Linked DNA regions of Homo sapiens: region 2 is linked to region 1. Evidence: read pairs that join two places in POLR2A ChIA-PET (ENCODE). Cell type or tissue: PC-3. All regions are shown on one strand. Links, peaks and the distances in the headings refer to the core of each region. The heading gives the core; the rest is flanking DNA. Region 1 overlaps HOXA3 (homeobox A3). Region 2 overlaps HOXA11-AS (HOXA11 antisense RNA).

Region 1 (2,899 bases), core at 113-2,612:
TTCTTATGAATATTACACGCGGAGCAGCGTCTGGTCCGGGGGTGCGGTGGGGGGTGTTGGGGCGGGCGGGAGGGGAGACCAAGGCGGCTGGGGAAGCGCGGGCTGGTGTGGGGGATGGGGCTGAGGCGAGGGGAGGGACCGGAGGGAGAAGGGGAGCTCGGCGGTGGCGGGAGGAGGGCAGCCTCCCCCCACCCCCCAACGCCCTCCCTCTCCTGCTCCCAGGCGTCACGAAAGTCCAGGAAAATTATGCTAATGAGGACAAACGGCTCTCACAAAGGGGCTCTCTTGCTGGGCTCTATTTCTTAGGAATTCGTTTGAGAAACTTCGTATTCCTCTGCCCTGGACACTTCCAATTGTGGGGTGAGGGGAAAGAGAACCAAGAAAAGTGAGTTTCCCAGACTTTGCCCAGTTTACTTCACCTGCAACTCCCAAACAGATCTTTGGGTGGGGGTGTGGGGAGCTGGGATAAGGCTTTTCTCTAGAGACCCTCAAGAGCCAACTGGGCTCTCTTTGGTTAAATTTTCAGGCAGAAACTGCTGACATCCTAGCAGCCAGGAGAAAAATGTCCTGGGAGAGACAGGTACTTGTTCCAGCAGTGAAATGGGATGCTCTGGGCTCAGGTACAAACAAGGGTGTTTAGAAACGCGGATCTCCAGGGCTCATGTGCCCATTTCAGAGTGCAGACACGCAGCTCACCCACAGGGAAGACAGAGAAAGCTCTGACCCCAAGAGAAACCGACATCATACACACACACACACACACACACACGCAGGGCAGAGGAATATGTGGTTTCTCAAACGGATTCCTAAAACATACATATATATATAATATATATTATATATATAATATATATTATATATATAATATATATTATATATATGTATATACATATTTTCCTCATTAGTGGGATGGAGTAACGCTGAGCTGGGCAAAAGAAAGGTCCGAATTTGCCTGGTAATATTGCCACAACTTGAAAGTGGATGATTTTCCTCCTAAAGCCTCCTTTGCTCCCAGCTTCAGAAGCAAACTCTGCAAGGGTACGAGTGTGGCAAAAAGAGAAATGGAGATTTCTCTCTTTTGCTGCAATCCCAAGGCGTCAACGGCGGGTCCTTCTCAAAGGAAGGTGTTAAAAATATAAGTAGTATGTTTAAACTGTCAAGGAGCCAAAGTGTCACCTTAGAGCAAAAACAAAGCCAGGGGAAAAGGGAGAAATCAAAAAGCACTCCGGGCCAGGGTGGCCTCATGCATACCAATGGTTTTTGTCATTTATGGCTGGGCAAGATTTATGACTCGGCGCCCCAAAGCTGTAAACAGAGCACAAAACAGCAAACACTTGCTCCTTATGGCATATTGCAGAGCAACTTGAAAGGGGGAGCTGGCCGCGTAGGAGGTGAGAGCCAGCCGCAAAAATCCGTTCGGCGGCATTTTCTCTTCAAACCCGCCCGGTCGGATGTGGCATTTGAAGAAAGAAGGCGTGGGTCAATAATCAACCCGCACTTTCTCCTCCAAACTGCTGACGCGACTCTCACCGCCTTCTCAGCTAAGCCAGCTGCCGGGAAGGCCAGCTCTCCGTAAGAACCTGCCAGGGGAAGGGATTCTCTGGGCCAAGGGGACCGAGGGCTCCCGAGCAAGGGCTGGGGCGCCCTGAAAGCATACCTTTCCACTGGCGCCAAGACCCTGCCGGGCAAAACGCGGGGACCAGACCTGAGGAGCCGTGGGAGCCCAGGGAGATCTGGGGCGGGAGCTTCGTTCCGGCCAGGGCCTCTATCCGCCCCGATACGTGGCTCCTGGGCCGCGGGCCTCAGCGGGCAGAAGTGGGGCTCCGACCTCAAGATGAAGGTCCAGCGTCCTGGCATGCAGATGGTCGGTGCCCCAGCCTCAAGCCGCTCTGCTTAAATCCAAAGGACTGGCTTTGGAGCAAGCGTAGGCGAGATTATTTTAAAATAATAATTTATGCTGGCGGAAGGTTTTTATTTGTTGGTTTGCTATTGGTGTTTTGTTTTTTAAGCGAAAATGCCGATTGTTGATTTCCACCTCCAGAAATTACCAGCCGCCGCCGCTGCGCCCTTTCTAGACAAATCCCACAGCAGTTCACCCGGCTCCCCCAAAACCGCAGAGCTTTTCTTTACTGAGAGGACCCCTTGGTTCCACCAATTCCCCCAAATCCCCGTGGCTCCCGATCTCTCATCCAGGGGGACTAGAAGAAAAGATTTTCTCAGCACTAGAAGAATACTTGGAGCAGCAAAGGTGCCCGTGGTGTCTTTCTACCATTCAAGGGGTGTCCTCCTGAAGGCGTCTGAGAGGGCCTCTGGCGGTTCCAAGGCTGTGCAGCCGGGGAGGAAGGTGAGGAATATCGTGGGTAAGAAGAGGCACCAAAATCACAGAATAGAGAGGAAAATTATTGAGGAAATGTACTTGCCTGTGAGGGTGAAGCTGGCATTTCGAGGTAGAAGGGGACTAGCCTTTTTTGATATCTAATAGTTTAGCATTATACGTAATGGACTCACTTTAGCACTTTCATGGGAGGAAAAACCAATCTGAGCTCTATAAATGTGGCTCTTGGCTTCTCACTGTGCATGCTTTTATGTAGAACCAGAGTCCATCCTTAGATATTTATTCAGCTTGCTGGCACTGAAGCAACAATAAAAAGATGCCTCTAACAAACCTCTATTCCCTCTCTCATTCTTTCTAGCAAAACTATATTATTTATGAGTCTTTAACTGGGTCAAAAATGCGCCAGAACTAGGTCATAAATCATATGAAATGCTGACAAGTAATTGAACAGCAATTAAAGCTTACATTTTATTTCCAAGGGGTGTTTTAGAGCACTTGAAAGGGCCTCAGTTAAACACTTGGTTACTGCCGAGGCCGGCACTGGGGAGGGCAGAAGGGCCCTTT
Region 2 (2,899 bases), core at 281-2,780, 74 kb after region 1:
CGGAGGGACTTGCCGCCCGGAAGGGGGTGTGTGGGGGCGCTGCCGTGAAGATGGATGAGGGAAAAGGTTTTTGATATCAGCAGAAGGGAAAACGCCTGGAGTGGCCGAACACTTTTAGTTGCCCAGCAGGAATAGGAGACGGGTACTCAGCTCCCCAAGGCTGCGCAATATCCCAGCTTTGCCCGCTCCTGCCCTCGTGTTCGGAATATGCTGGCGGTGTGAATGTGAAGGTTTCTCCAGGCAGGCGGCTGGGGCGAGGGGTGGGCGCAGCTCTGAGGATCAGACCAAATCTAGGGGAAAAAGGGGAGGCAGACCTTCGGGTCCTTGGTTTTGACTTTGCTCTGAGCCTATGATTGACTCTTCCGCTTTGCAGGAGGTCCAACAGCCGAGCTTAGCCCACCGGGCTCTGGGAAAGACCCGACTGAGGCTAAAGCCGCCCCGGAAGGCCAAGTCCGAGTTCCATTTCTTGAAGAGGCCGGCGCGCGTAAGGCTGTGACATTGGCCCTGGCGACTGGCTTCCCAGGAGCTGTTCTTTCTCAGGAGCTCCACAGCGCGGGCCATCTCCAGAAAACTGTCTTCAGAGTGTATTTCCTTTTATCGTCAACCCAGAGCCCCACCGCGGCTAATGCAAGAGGCCAAAAAATGTTTGGAGGAAGAAAAACAAAGGCAGGAAGTGGCGGCGGCCTGACGGTGCGTGTGTGTCTGCAGAGAAGGGAGGGAGCCGGCTCAGTCTCTTCTTGTTTTTCCAAACTTCAAGGTCCAGGCAGCCCTCTGCAGGGCCGGGCCCCATTGCTCCCCGCGCGGCATTGGAGGTGGCCGCCCGGAGAGGAGAAGGCCAACGCCTGCGCCAGGCTTGTCAGGCGGAAACGGCTAACAAGGAGATTTGGTCAGCAAAACAGACCCAGCCTTTCCGAGGCTTCGTCTGACTTGGCCCGAAAGGTTGGGGAGGGGGGGCTTGCGCAGAGCCTCAGGGACCCTCCTCTCTGGGGACTACCATCCCTGAGCCTTACGCTTCTTTCCACAGCCTTTGCAGGCGGAATATCGGAATAAAGTGGGTCCAGGCGCCTCTGCCGCCTCCGCTTCTTCTTGCAGCCTGAATGGTCCGGGAGGCAGCGGGAGGGCGCCGGCGGGCAGTGCCCAGGCGGGGTCGCCTCGAGGCCGTCGGTGAGCACCGGGCAATGCGAGGCCTTGTTACCGAGGTTGTTGTGCTGGGGGCGTTTCCAGCACAGTCATTCAAGGGACGTGAGCTGCAAGGATCGTCACTTGACAGGCGGCTTAACACCCTCTCACTCCAAGGGAGGATACAGCTGGGTGGCCGGGAGCACCTCCACACTCCAGGCTTCCCAGCTCCAACTGGCAAAGCTGCTGGGCCACCCTCTTCTCTCCCTGGGGCTGGCTTGGGAGGCAGCAGCTGCTCCTTGTCCCAGAAATCTGAGAATTCGAAGTCCCCAGTACTTGCACATGCAGCCCTTTAAATGCCCAGCATTTGTCCACAGTCTCAATGTCAATGCCAAGCTGCCCCAGTCACCACTGTCCTTCTCAAGGGGGTCCTGTCCCTCTACAGTTCCTGATCCTGCTCCTGTCCCCCCTACAGTTCCTGTCTCCTGCCCTGCCTCCTTCCAGCCATTCTCACCTGCTGGGACCTCCTGTCTCTTCCCTACCTCTTTTGATGCCTCTGCTAGACTGAGCAACAGCTGAGGTGCCACTGGAGGGCATCCAATACTCAGGCGCAGAGAAGAGGGGCTGTTAGGTCCCTGACTCTCCCCCAACTTCGGGCTTCCACCAGAGCCTGAACTGAGTCTCCCACCTCCTTCTTAGGAATACTCCACCTCAAGGCCCCACCAAGTCTGGCTTATCTCCCTTCCTCTCCCCTCCCTTCTCTACCCTCCTTTCTTCCCCAACACTTCCTCCTTCTCTTCTGCGGACCCAGCTGCTGCTTTTCTAGGCTGGGCAACCCAGATGGGATAGGCCTGGGAGGGGTCAGGACCCACTTGACAGACTGAATCTCACTCCCAGATGGCTACAGTTAAGTTTCTCTCTTGGTGGATTGCTTAGGGCACCATCATTATTTTGCCTCCTCCTGCTTGCCTAATCCCTTACTTTCCTCTGTCCACAAATGTCACACTGTTTCTAGAAAGCTACACAGAAGAGTATTTCAACCCTGGTGACCATACTGCACACAGGTGCAAGAACTGGCCCGGAGGCCCCGGGTAGAAATGGCAACAGAGCTCTTCTCCATTACAGGAATATCTCCTTCCAAATCAAAGGGTTCCTGTGGGCACATCTGTCTTATGTGGTGAGCTAGGGGAGATGGGTTGTCTGGGAAGGCCCAGGAGATCTCCACGTATTTGTTCTCAGGGCATGGCTTATTGCCAGATCATAGACAATCCATCACATTTTCCAGGCGCTGCCCAGAGGCAGCACTGAAGCTTCAATTAAAAAATCAAGAGATCACCTCTATCACTACCAGGTGGAGGCAGGGGTTAATTTGTCCCTTTGTTGAGACACCTCACCCTCCCCGAAGGTCCCCAACACTTCCTAAAAGCTCAGAAACAGGTAATGCCCTGAAGTGGACCTCATAATTCTGCTTGGTCTGACTGGCAGTTTCAGTCATCCTTCAAAGCCCCTAAATATCTGAAAAGGCCCATACCCTTCCCCTGGCCACTGCAGAGTGGGGCACAGGGCTCAGCTGAGGGTCTCAAGTACCTAAGCAATCTAGTTATCATTTACTTTAGTGGATCCCAAACTGAAGGGAGAAGAGAAGATTACTTCCTTTAATAACTATTTTTATTTTTATTGTTGCCAATTATTAGACTTCTTTTTCCTATAGCATGGGAACAAATGGGGTGGGGGAGACTTTGAAGGGCGAAGCCCTAGTTCTCAGTGTCTGCCTTCCATT

Evidence for each region. Peaks named below come from ENCODE experiments on the same cell type or tissue, not always from the same donor. Only the 100,000 strongest peaks of a DNase experiment are listed, where the experiment ranks them.
Region 2: POLR2A ChIA-PET joins it to region 1 with 5 read pairs; 2 of 35 experiments call an interaction of 5 or more read pairs at or near these places.

What each region holds. Positions count from the first base shown.
Region 1 is chr7:27,114,000-27,116,898 of GRCh38, forward strand. All of the region lies in intron 4 of HOXA3 (homeobox A3), which reads right to left. Among named protein-coding and RNA genes, the nearest start is that of HOXA-AS2, 6.5 kb to the right of the region's middle. RefSeq lists a silencer at 1,517-1,732. In PC-3, for the core only: no CTCF peak of the experiment used is centred there; a DNase peak (open chromatin) is centred at 1,362; H3K4me3 peaks cover 2,209 bases; H3K27ac peaks cover 1,925 bases.
Region 2 is chr7:27,188,228-27,191,126 of GRCh38, forward strand. It overlaps HOXA11-AS (HOXA11 antisense RNA), which reads left to right. Exons shown (of 2, transcript NR_002795.2): 2 at 374-1,066. Among named protein-coding and RNA genes, the nearest start is that of HOXA11-AS, 4.3 kb to the left of the region's middle. In PC-3, for the core only: no CTCF peak of the experiment used is centred there; DNase peaks (open chromatin) are centred at 610, 1,244 and 2,324; H3K4me3 peaks cover 2,500 bases; H3K27ac peaks cover 2,500 bases.